Regions from separate parts of the Homo sapiens genome. Here region 1 is linked to region 2. Evidence: chromatin contacts called from ENCODE Hi-C or POLR2A ChIA-PET data. All regions are on one chromosome and are shown on one strand. The core of a region is the stretch at or near the end of the contact, and the rest is flanking DNA. Distances in the headings are between cores, read along the strand shown. Region 1 overlaps PGAP2 (post-GPI attachment to proteins 2). Region 2 overlaps STIM1 (stromal interaction molecule 1).

The links. Hi-C counts contacts between places; a loop is a spot of excess contacts on that map. ChIA-PET counts read pairs that join two places held with the same protein, here RNA polymerase II (POLR2A). Pooled maps may share reads with other maps.
Region 1: a loop to region 2 is called in a pooled map, with 2.7 times the contacts of the local background. The contact joins two enhancer-like sites. A Hi-C loop is called at or near these places in 1 of 168 maps with a recorded cell type or tissue (CD4-positive, alpha-beta T cell) and 4 of 50 pooled maps. POLR2A ChIA-PET finds 5 or more read pairs at or near these places in 8 of 52 experiments (A673, AG04449, H1 and 5 more).

The regions. Positions count from the first base shown.
Region 1 is chr11:3,822,070-3,828,295 of GRCh38, forward strand. It overlaps PGAP2 (post-GPI attachment to proteins 2), which reads left to right. Exons shown (of 7, transcript NM_014489.4): 4 at 1,814-2,066; 5 at 2,201-2,307; 6 at 2,951-3,059; 7 at 3,259-4,302. The coding sequence ends at 3,389. It overlaps RHOG (ras homolog family member G), which reads right to left. Exons shown (of 2, transcript NM_001665.4): 2 at 4,909-6,137. The coding sequence starts at 6,069. The coding sequence ends at 5,494. Among named protein-coding and RNA genes, the nearest start is that of RHOG, 16 kb to the right of the region's middle. Within about 2 kb of position 2,827, at least 7 of the 41 ENCODE cell types and tissues checked have a DNase peak (open chromatin) inside an H3K27ac peak, as active enhancers do.
Region 2 is chr11:4,056,767-4,062,754 of GRCh38, forward strand. It overlaps STIM1 (stromal interaction molecule 1), which reads left to right. Exons shown (of 13, transcript NM_001382567.1): 5 at 2,515-2,630. Among named protein-coding and RNA genes, the nearest start is that of RRM1, 35 kb to the right of the region's middle. Within about 2 kb of position 1,450, at least 11 of the 41 ENCODE cell types and tissues checked have a DNase peak (open chromatin) inside an H3K27ac peak, as active enhancers do.

The DNA.
Region 1 (6,226 bases), core at 1,577-4,076, 230 kb before region 2:
GCAAAAACAAAACGGCCGGGCGCAGTGGCTCACGTCTGTAATTCCAGCACTTTGGGAGGCCGAGGTGGGCGGATCACGAGGTCAGGAGATTGAGACCATCCTGGCTAACACGGTGAAACCCCGTCTCTACTAAAAATACAAAAAATTAGCCGGGCGTGGTGACGGGCGCCTGTAGTCCCAGCTACTCGGGAGGCTGAGGCAGGAGAATGGCGTGAACCCGGGAGGCGGAGCTTGCAGTGAGCCAAGATCGCGCCACTGCACTCCAGCCTAGGCGACAGTGTGAGACTCCGTCTCAAAAAGAGAAAAAAAAGCAGATTCTGGCCAAGCGAGGTGGCTCATGCCTGTAGTGCCAGCACTTTGGGAGGCCAAGGCAGATGGATAGCTTAAACCCAGGAGTTTGAGACCAGCATGGGACACATGACGAAACCCTGTCTCTACAAAAATTAGCCTGCTACTCAGGAGGCTGAAGTGAGAGGATCACCTGAGCCCAGGAGGTCAAGGCTGCAGTGAGTCATGATCATGCTATTGCACTCCAGCCTAGGCGACAGAGTGAGACCCTGTCTCAAAAAGGGGGAAAACAAAATTAAAAAATTAAAAAATGCAGATCCTCAGGTTCCAAGCCTTCTGCATTTTCAAACAATTCCCCCAGTGAGTTGTATGGGTAATTAAAGTTTGTGAAGCACTGCTCTAGGCCCTGGAGTCTAAGAGAGCCTCTTCCCATCTTTGGCTTTCCTGTCCCCATCTAAACCCTTGTTCAGTCATCCCCCATCCTTTCACCTCTCAAACAAGCAAGACACCAGTCCCTGCAGCTGTGTATTATCTTCTCCTTTTTCCTTAAGGACTGAAGCTTCAATAGGAGTTCCAGGCATTAAGATGGATGGTGGAGATGCACAAGAACATGGTCATTTCCTTAGACTACCCCAGGTTAGGAGCACCCACTTTCTTTTTTCTTTTCTTTTTTTTTTTTTTTTTTTTTTTTTTTTTTGAGACAGAGTCTCACTCTGTTGCCCAAGCTGGAGTGCAGTGGCACAATCTCGGCTCACTGCAAGCTCCGCTTCCCAGGTTCACACAGTTCTTCTGATCAGCCTCCTGAGTAGCTGGGACTACGGGCGCTGGCCACCACGCCTGGCTAATTTTTTTTTTTTAAGTAGGGACAGAGTTTTGCCATGTTGGCCAGGCTGGTCTTTAACTCCTGACCTCGGGTGATCCACCCACCTCGGCCTCCCAAAGTGCTGGGATTACAGATGTGAGCCATCGTGCCCAGCCCACCCACTTTGTTAATCATGATCAGAGCAGGGGTGCCATTCTACCACCTTGGCACACCTGCCTAGAGGAGTGAGTGGCGCTGGGAGCAGACTGAGGAACATCTTAGCTGAGCAGTGAATCCAGCACTGTTCTAAGGAAGCTCAGATGGTCTGTGACTCATCCCTGTCCTCTGGACTGAATCTGAGGCCTTGGAACTCACCCAGGGTCTTAGTGGAGGCACAGCTCTGAGCTATGGGTGTAGAGCATCTGAACCCATCTACACATTGACCAAACACAGGCAGGTTCCAGTCTGCGGGGGAGATGGAGAAGGTGCCACCATGCTGCTGCACAAATCCCAGGATAGCTGGGGAATGAGAATCCAGCACTTTGGGCCTAGGACCTGGAAGGAGAGGTCTTTTGGGAGAGGTATGGGGACATCTGAAGGAGGACTTCTTGGAAGGGGAGGGGCTGGAGCAGAGGCAAGAGTGATTTTGTCAGATGGAGAGAAGGTTCTCCACATGGGCGGGGCTGGCAGAGGCAGATGCCCAGACAGGTCACAACTCTCTAGGTGCCCAATTACCTGCCCTCGGTGAGCTCAGCCATCGGCGGGGAGGTGCCCCAGCGCTACGTGTGGCGTTTCTGCATCGGCCTGCACTCGGCGCCTCGCTTCTTGGTGGCCTTCGCCTACTGGAACCACTACCTCAGCTGCACCTCCCCGTGTTCCTGCTATCGCCCGCTCTGCCGCCTCAACTTCGGCCTCAATGTCGTGGAGAACCTCGCGTTGCTAGTGCTCACTTATGTCTCCTCCTCCGAGGACTTCAGTGGGTGCCTGGATGAGGGAGGAGTGGGGAAGTGTTCCCTGAGGGGACGGGCCTGCCCCTACCACATTCGGACCTTCCTACTTCGTGGTGTGGGCACTCCCTGCAATGTGGCTCCCAATCCTCTTTCCCTCCAGCCATCCACGAAAATGCTTTCATTGTGTTCATTGCCTCATCCCTCGGGCACATGCTCCTCACCTGCATTCTCTGGCGGTTGACCAAGAAGCACACAGTAAGTCAGGAGGTACGGTCTATCCCTAGCGGGGGCTCCAAGGCAGCCCAGAAGAAAATCAAGGACATCTGTCCTCAGGATTCGGGTAATGGTGAGGTGGGAACTGAGTTCTAATGGGAACCCTGGCAGAGGGGTGCTGGGGTTGGGGCTGGGGCTTGGGAACAAACTGAGGGTGGTTGGTCAGAATCTAGGACTATAGCACTGTGTTTGGGTAGTGTGGGAGACTGGAGAATAGAAGAGATGGAGGCTGCAAATGGGGATAGAATGAGGAGTCGCATCTAGGCGGCAGTGAGTTAGGAACAGTGTCAGAGGACTGGTCTGTCATAATTCCAGCGCCCCACCCATGTACATGGGTTTCTTTTCCCCCACAGTATTTGGAGGTGGGGTTGGTGGGTGACTCCATGTAACTTTCATACTCCATCCCCCTGAAGTGGAAGCGGCAGGAATACCACTGCTCCTCGGCCCATCACTCCCCCAGAGGCAGGGACGTGAACACATAGTCGTCATTCTTGCTGCCCCTGCCTGTGCTCCCTTCCATGACCGCTAGTGGGAGCCAAGGGAGATAAGGCCCAGCCCTTAGGAGTTAGGGCTGAGAGGGGAGCCCACGCTCTCATACCCAGCAAGCTGCAGAGTGATCAGACAGCCCATTCCCTAGGATCGCAAGTCCTACAGCTGGAAACAGCGGCTCTTCATCATCAACTTCATCTCCTTCTTCTCGGCGCTGGCTGTCTACTTTCGGCACAACATGTATTGTGAGGCTGGAGGTGAGGCCAGGATAGGATCCACAGGCGGTCATGAGTGGCTGCGGGGCAGCAATGATGTTTTTGATAATGGGCAATGGTCTTGGGGACTGGCTGCCATTGTGTTCTCTGTGGCAGACCAATGGTGGTGTGATTTATCAAGAGGCCTCTGAGCGGGTAGCTGGAAGTTCACCATGTCCTGTTCCTTGTGTCCTCACAACAGTGTACACCATCTTTGCCATCCTGGAGTACACTGTTGTCTTAACCAACATGGCGTTCCACATGACGGCCTGGTGGGACTTCGGGAACAAGGAGCTGCTCATAACCTCTCAGCCTGAGGAAAAGCGATTCTGAACCCTTCAGTCCTGCTTGGGAGGACGCAGCCCACTGCCCAGAAACAAGAAACACGATACCATTCTGGCCTTCCCCACCCCACATCCTCTCTTGGCCTTACTGAAGATGGGGGAAGGGTAAGAAGGAAGGGTGTAGGCCAAGGCTCACCCCAGTGCTGCTGGCTTCTCCTCTCCACCCCTCATATGGGCGTGGGGTCCTCAAACATCACCTTTACCTGAGAGGCCCCAAGAAGCTGAGCTGGCAGAGAGCTCCACCATTTGGTGCTAAAAAAAAAAACGTCCTGAGGTTCATGACCACCATCCAGTTTCTGGCCTTTACACAGTCACCTTTCACTGAGGTCAGGAGCCCCTGAGCAGTGGCTGCTCCCTGACAACCACAGCCATTTCTCTGCACGGGGGTCATTCATAGGACTAATGTATTTCATGATCTACTGTGCACATCCAGGCCTGTGGCCACAGTCCCCTGCTAAAGTTGCTCAGGTGTTCTAGTCCTGACTTCACCTTTTTGATTTGGTGTGTGCCCTAGGGTATGTACCCTTCCCCATCTGAGCCTCGGTGTGTCCATGTGTCTGGCGGGGGATGGGTGGACTGTATGATTTCCAAGGACTCTACCAGTCAGTGGTTCTGATGTCATCGGGTGGAGGTGGTGTTCTATACCTAAAGGATGACCTGCTCCAGAAACAGCACCAGCACAGCATGTATTTTCTTCTCTTCTGAAAGTTCTGGCTTGTAGACCCCTCCCCTCCTTTGCAAAGGTATGGGATAGAGGGGTCAGATGCAGATCTCTACTGTAAAATGGGCTCCCTGGTATCTCCTGTCTTCCCTACTGCTCCAAACCCTAAATTTTGGTTGTACATTTTATTTGAAAGGAAAATAAATTTTTTTTTTGGGCCAACAGTTGCCTAGGCTTGCTAGTCTTGGGGCTCATCTTGTTTGATAGGAACTGGGAGAGAAACAGGCTCAAGAATGGGGAGGGAGTAAGTCCACGGCAGGGTATGATTCCTAGCAGAACCCCCCAGTCCCCCTTAGGTCTGGAGTCTCCTAAAGCTGGTCTAAGCCTTTATTTTGGTGAGCAGGAGTGAGTGAGCTATCTGTAATGATTCTAGGACTGCAAGCTAGGGTACCTGGAAGTCTTCAGTTGAGACAGAGACCTGGGTTCAAATTCCAACTCTTGTTGTTAAAGCTGTCCTCTTGGGGATGTGAGGTACAGCTGTCACATGCATGACTGTGGGAGCATCTGCCTTTAGACTAATGGCTCTGAACCTCTCCCTTTCTGAGCCCTAAGATCAAGAAGTCTTTCCTCAGGTTTTGTGTCTGAGTCCACTACAGCATCTGTGACTGGGCCCCAGAGCAAGACTGCCCCCTCCAAGGGAGCCTAGAGCTTTGTTAGGGAAATTGAGGGGTGAGGGGACCACAATGAAGCCTATTGTCTACTAGAAGAAACAAAAGGCTCCCAGTCTCTGGGGAGCCCTAGCCCATGCCCACCCGCTAATGCCCAGCACACAGGGAGGAGCCGGGGCCACTGGAGACAGGAGGTTTTATTGATGCTGATGGGGGTAGGAAAGGTCCCCAGAAGCATGGGGGCTGAGTCAGTCAGCAAATGCGTAAGGCCTAGGCACAGAGGAGCAGGTTAGGGCACATTCACCTTCTCAGGATTCTGTGGCTCCCTCATTGGAGAAGGGAGAGAGCATCTTGGGGGCGCAATTCCAAGAGCAGCGAGGGCAGAGGTTAGAGATGGCTGAGAGCCCCTAACCTGAGGCGGCACCACAATAGGCAGCAACAACTGTGTGGAAAGCTGGATGAACTGGTCAGTAGCGGAAAATGGGAGGGGGCACTGGGTTGGCCTCTTGGGGAGGGGTCCAACCTTGGCTTGGATGAGCTCATGAGAATACCCAGTGTTCCCAAGCAGAGGGGGGCAGAGCCCAAAGCCCCTTTCTCTGCAGGCCTCCTTAAGGAGAAAAAGGCACTCAGAGAAAAAGGCATTCAGGGAACCCCCTGGAAAGGGGTGCCAGAATTAGTCCTTAAGGCACAGCTGAGGCGGACAAGGCACCAAGGCACAACTGGTGGGGGGAGGGCAGGGGCAGCCTCCAAGCCAAGTGCCAGGGTCACAAGAGGATGCAGGACCGCCCACGCTTGATCGGCGTGGGGTTGAGCACAGCCCGGACAGCCTCGGCGAACACTTCCTTGACACCATCCTGTTGCAGGGCTGAGCATTCGAGGTAGCGCACAGCGTGGATCTGCTTGGCCAGTGCCTGGCCCTGCTGCGGTGTGATGGGCGCCTGGCCCTGCTCCTTGAGGCGCCGTAGGGTGTCAGGCTGGGCTCTCAGGTCCTTCTTGGTGCCCACCAGCAGGATGGGCACATCAGGGCAGTGGTGGCACACCTCTGGATGCCACTTGTGCCGCACGTTCTCATAGGACGGCGGACTGGCAATGGAGAAACAGATGACGAAAACGTTGGTCTGAGGGTAGGAGAGTGTACGGAGGCGGTCATACTCCTCCTGGCCCGCAGTGTCCCACAGGTTCAGGTTCACTGTGCGCCCGTCAACTGCGCTCTGCGCGCTGTAATTGTCGAACACGGTGGGGATGTACTCTTTGGGGAAAGCGTTAGTTGTGTAGCAGATGAGCAGGCACGTCTTGCCCACAGCCCCATCACCCACCACCACGCACTTGATGCTCTGCATCGTGGGTGCAGTTGCTGTAGTGGAGGCAGTGCCTCCTCTCTCTTCTGGACCCCTCTGGCTGCAGTGACCTGTGGACAGATGAAAGGGGACATTCTTGGTTAGGGAGGCCTCTGCCTATTGGGAAGAAAAGATGGGGGCACACAAAGGGAAACCGGCT
Region 2 (5,988 bases), core at 200-2,699:
ATAGAGTGCTTTCCTACATATTATTTCAGTTGATTCTCACAACTCTGGGAGGAAGAGTATCCCAACCTTTGGGTGAACAAACTGAATCTCAAATATTTTATAATTTATCCAAGCTGGTAAGTGGCAGAGCTGGGATTTGAACCCAGGTCTGTCTTGTTCTAAATGCCCTGCTTTTTTTCACTGCATCTTCCTCTTGTGCCATGTGGTTAAAGATAGGCTTCCTTTCAATATTCAGTTTAGTTCTATTTTACAAAACTTCACTAAGCACCTACCATGTGCCATACTCTCTGGTGGGCCCAGAGGACAAAGAGATGTATTAGACCTGACCCCTGACTTGAGGAACTCCATGTTTAATGGAAAAGTAGATGACTGACCACTAAGATCCAGGATTTAGGTTTCTTTCTTGCTACCCATAGAAATAGCAATATTGCCTTGTGGATCCCTGGACCATTTTCCTCATGGGAAGGATATCTTTGGCTTGGATTAAAACTGCAAAGCATAGGATAAGAAGTCAGTTCTCAGGTCACTGGTTCACTTAGCTTTTTTGTGGCTAGAATTACAGCCAAGACCAGGTCCAGCCAGGCTGGGCACAGGTGTAGGGGATGTCAAGCTGTGGCACCTTAGTGACAGCAGGAAGCATGGGGCCTTCAGTGCTTGGGGTGAAGTGAGGGTGGTTCTAGGCCCATCACTAGCTCACATGGTATAATGAGAATAATCTAGCAGATTTGAGTTCATTCTCTGGCTTTGCCACTTACTTGTGTGTGACTTTGGGCAAGTTACTCAACTCTAAGTCTCCATTTTCTTATCTAGAAAGTCGCACTAGGCCGGGTGCAGTGGCTCACACCTGTAATCCCAGCACTTTGGGAGGCCAAGGTGGGTGGATCACGAGGTCAGGTGATCGAGACTATCCTGGCTAACATGGTGAAACCCCGTCTCTACTAAAAATACAAAAAATTAGCCAGGCGTGGTGGCAGGTGCCTGTAGTCCCAGCTACTCGGGAGGCTGAGGCAGGAGAATGGCGTGAACCCGGGAGGTGGAGCTTGCAGTGAGCTGAGATCGCGCCACTGCACTCCAGCCTAAGCGACAGAGCGAGACTCCGTCTCAAAAAAAAAAAAAAAAAGAAAGTGACACTAATAATGGAACTGAGTTCTTAAGGTTGTTGTGAGGACTGAATGAGGTATTGTATGTAAAGTATCAGAACAGTAGCAGACACACAGTAGTTGCTTAGTCAGTGTTAGCTCCTTTCTCATTTCTTTCATTGCTTACAAGTAGATAGCATTCCAGTTCATAGGTTTCTTTGAGAAATAGACTGTAGAAAAGACGACAATGTTTATTCTCATTAGTCAGACGAACTGCAGCACAAGTGTTTCAAAGAGGAACCCCAAGAACTCCCAGGCTTGTAGGAAGCATCTGATTTTACATAAGTTTGCACAGTAGGAAACTGAGGTCCTCGGGGAGGAACAAAGCAACTTATGATCAGACAAATGAGTCACTAGTAGAGCTGAAATGAGAAGCCAGATCTCCTAACCACTCCCACACCCCATCACAGTGCCTCACTGCGTCTCTTACTGGTGGGCTTGATTGCTTTCCAAGGCCAGAGAAGGAAGTAGCTGTTCCTGTATGCTCAGACAGGAGTATAAATCACACTGTGATGTCAGAAGCTTCTTTTCTAGCTGGAGAAATAAAGCTATGCATCAGAAAAGAGCACCAATCTTATAGAGTAGTATAGAATTAAGTGCTTACTTGTGGGACCTAGACCAGTGGTTTTCAACCTTTCATATCTTTTACCCCCCTCCTCTTATATCCACTGTGTTCCAGCAGAAGAGAAACAAAGTTCCATTTTTCCTAGGTCATTTTCTTGTTCACAGGCTTTCTCTTATTAAAGTTATCACTGACAGTATGGGTGGAGGTCATAAAAAATTACAGTAATTTTATTGGAGGTAACTTGTATTGCAGTGACTCAAATACAAGCTAACAGGACTAATTCCATTTTTGTCATCAGTGGTTAATTAAAATTTTTTTTCCTTTTCTATATTTCATTTCAATAGCACATTAGCAGGTTTATATATAATGACAGTGAGTTTAGATTAGGATAATTCATAAATCCCAGAATCACTGGGTCATATGACATGACAGTTTGACCTGGGCTGCACAGGAAATGCATTTATAAATGGTAGGAGGTGGGGAAAATATGTAGAGGATAAACCCTGGAAGGAGAAGCACAACAGAAAATTTAGTTGGGTGTGGGAATGGTCACAGACAGGTAATCCTTAGAGGATAGGGTGCTTAGAAGTTGGTGGATATGGGGAGAGGGCTGAACAAATTCTTGGTAAATGTTATGTGTCTCTCCATATACCCTGTTGAGACCCAACTGGTATAGACTCTGTGTTCTAGAGTGCAGAGGGGAGCAATCACCAAGAGCTAGAAGTGTTCCTGGGGGAGGCGGGTAATCCTACCAGGATCCTTCCTGGCTTTACTGGGAGGGAACTGATCTGCTACTCTTTGCCTCAACAGGCTGGCTGTCACCAACACCACCATGACAGGGACTGTGCTGAAGATGACAGACCGGAGTCATCGGCAGAAGCTGCAGCTGAAGGCTCTGGATACAGTGCTCTTTGGGCCTCCTCTCTGTGAGTCTTGTGTTGAGAAGGGCTACTGCTGTGCCATGGAAACCAAAGCTGTTGTAGTGGATAGGCTAAGGCTAAGGCTCTGGGTCTCCTAGGCACACCTGCAAGATAGCACCTATACTATTTCCACTGGTATTAAGGTATGAAAGAGTCTTACATTTTAGTCCAGACACGTAGCAACATGCATTCATTAAATACTTTAAGGAAATATCTGCATTGTGCCAATGCTGTGCTGGACCCTGTAGGAAGACCTGGAATGAATCATGTTCTGCCCTGAAGGGACAACATGAGTGTTCTGTAGAGGTACACAGTACTTCTGAGGCCCAGATGAGGGCTAGTGAAGGTATCCTATAGACAAGGTGACATGTTACCTCTGCCTTTAAGGGTGGATAGAGCTTTATTCTATGGAGGTGGCAGAATAGGACATTCTAGGCAGAGTAAACAACCTGAGCAAGAGTACAAAAGCTAAAATATGAAAAGTATGCTCAGGGATAGAAGTAACCCCCTATGGGCTGAAAGCTTTTTACCTGTTACCTACTTCTATATTTCATTTCAATAGCATATCAGCAGGTTTATATATATATAATGACAGTGGGTTATTGTAGACATGTAGAGTGCATGAACTGATTAATGAACATCTTTGTATTATTGAATGACCAAGGAGGACTAAGTGGGTTTTCACTGAAGCAGTAGACACACTCAGGCCTAAGAAAGGGTGGTCTCTTCAGCCAGGGTCTAGTTGAGAGAATTAGGTTGTTCAGTCTCTACAGATCTATGTGGTAGGAACGGCCAGCCTGTAATCCTTTTTCTAATTCTAAGTTAACCAAGGGGGAGCAAAAAGTAGTGAGATTTCTTGGAAAACTATTTTCAACCAAACAGGATCTTAGGGCCCACTTCCTGCCCTTTGGGAATGGCTGGCCTCGATTTAGGGTGCCAGCAGAAGAATGCTATTGAACCAGGAAACAGTCCAGAGAAGCAGCTGGCAGGCAAGGTCAGAGGCCATATAACATTTCCCTGTCTGTGAATATGGCTTGGCTAATGTGCAAGTTGATGTCTCAATACAAGTGGATCCATACTTTTTGAAAGTATGAAACAGAGCAACCTGGGAGAAGACTAATGTTTCCACTTCCTTTGCCACCTTTTTTTTGGGGGAGTGGAGGGTTCTAGGACACATTTTACTCACCTTCATTGGTAGGTTTTGAATAACGACACAGTGAATGGTTCTACTCTTTATGTAAGGCGTAGTCTCTGTATTGAGCAATGGCCTTCCAGTCATTCACTAACCTTTACTGAGCACATTCTATGTACCAGCATAATCGGCAGGGTCCCTGCTCTCCAGTACTTCTATCTAAATGGAGATAGCTATGTCAACAAATATAGTAAAGTGTCAACAAATATAGTAAGTGTTATAGCTATTATGTAAGTCTTTCCAGAGTTCAACTGGGGGCACAAACTAGGGAGGAGTTTCCTATTGGAGTCCAGGGAAACTTTATGGAGAAAGTAATTCTTGAGCTGAGTCTTAAAAGATGAGAAGTGGCCTTATTAAACTCTCCCTATGTTAACAGCTTACACATCTCTTTGTATACACCAACAAGGACACTTATACCCAACTATAAAAGCTAGGCTACTTTTGCAGAGGTTCTCCTCTGTCACCACCATGCAAGGGGAAGCTTTCAGCAGCCTGAAAGTCTTCCTTAGCCTTGTAATATATATTATCAAGCTTTATCTGTATCAAAATCAGATTTATCATGTCTGAAAGGATACAGTAGAAACTGCAGGTTAAAGCAGTCAAGGATTTTATCTGAAAAAATCAGCTAGCATGGGAACCAGAATGCTGGGGACATGGTACTGGGTCCAGGATATCAGAACCAACAAGAGGGGCCCTGGTGGAGCAGGTTGGACTGATACCAGGACAGGGGTATTCTTCTCTTAGGCTTATTGCATGTAGCCCATGTGCTGCATGTGATCTAACTTAAGGAAGGCCAGAGATCAGCAGGAAAACTATCTTCCTGAGATAGGCAGAACACAGGTACTGAAGCTAAGAATATACTTCACACTGACTGGGATACTTATAATAATAATAGTTTTTAAAAATGGAAAACTTGTGTTGGCGAGGGTATAGAGAAATTGAAACCCTGTATATTGCTGGTGAGAAGGTAAAACGGTTCAGCTACTGTGTAAAATAGTCTGGTGGTTTCTCAGAAATTAGACACAGAGTTACCCTAGAACCTAGCAATTCCACACTTAGGTATATATGCAAAGAATTGAAGACAAGTACTCAAACAAGTACATGTACATGCATTTTCATAGCAGCACATGTCACAAGAGCCAAAAAATAAAACAACCCAACTGTCTATTAATAGATGAATAGATAAATACATTGTGGTGCAATGGAATATTATTCACCTATAAATGGAATGAAGTTCTGATACATGCTACAATGTGGATGAACCTGGAAAACATTATGCTAAATGAAAGAAGCCAGACACAAAAGATCACATATTATATGATTCTGTTAATATGAAATGATTAGAATAGATAAATCCACAGAGACAGAATGTAGACTAATGGTTGGCAGGGGTTGGTGGGAGGAGGGAATGGGGAGAAACCGCTTACTGGTAAAAAATTTTACTGTAGAGTGATGGAAATATTTTGGAACTAGATAGAGGTAGTGGTTGCATAACATCATGAATGTGCTATATGCCACTGAATTGCTTACTTTAAAATGGTTACTTTTATATTATGTGAATTTTACCTCAAATTATTTTTTAAAAAGCATATACAACAAAAGAAAGAATAGATAAATTGGACTTCACCAAAATAAAAAAGTTTTATACTTCAAAGAATGTACCAAGAAAGTGAAAAGACAACCCACAAAGTGGAGAAAGTATTGGCAAACATTTTTCTGACAAGGCTCTACTATCCAGAATACATAAAAAATTCTTGCTAGGTACGGTGGCTCATGCCAGTAATCCCAGCACTTTGGGAGGCTGAGGTGGGCAGATCACCTGAGGACAGGAGTTTGAGAACAGCCTGGCCAACATGGCAAAACCCTGTCTCTACTAAAAAAATACAAAAATTAGCCGGGTGTGGTGGCACATGACTGTAATCCTAGCTACTCAGGAGGTTGAGGCATAAGAATTGCTGAAACCTGGGAGGCAGAGGTTGCAGTGAGCCAAGATCGTGCCACTGCACTCCAGCCTGGGTGACAGGGTGAGACCCTCTCTCAAAACAAACAAACAAACAAAAAATGGACAAAGGATTTGAACATATTATTTGTATAGTCCACAGTTCAATGGCCAATATACACCTGAAACAATGCTCAACATCATTATCAGGGCAATGCAAATCAAAACTACAA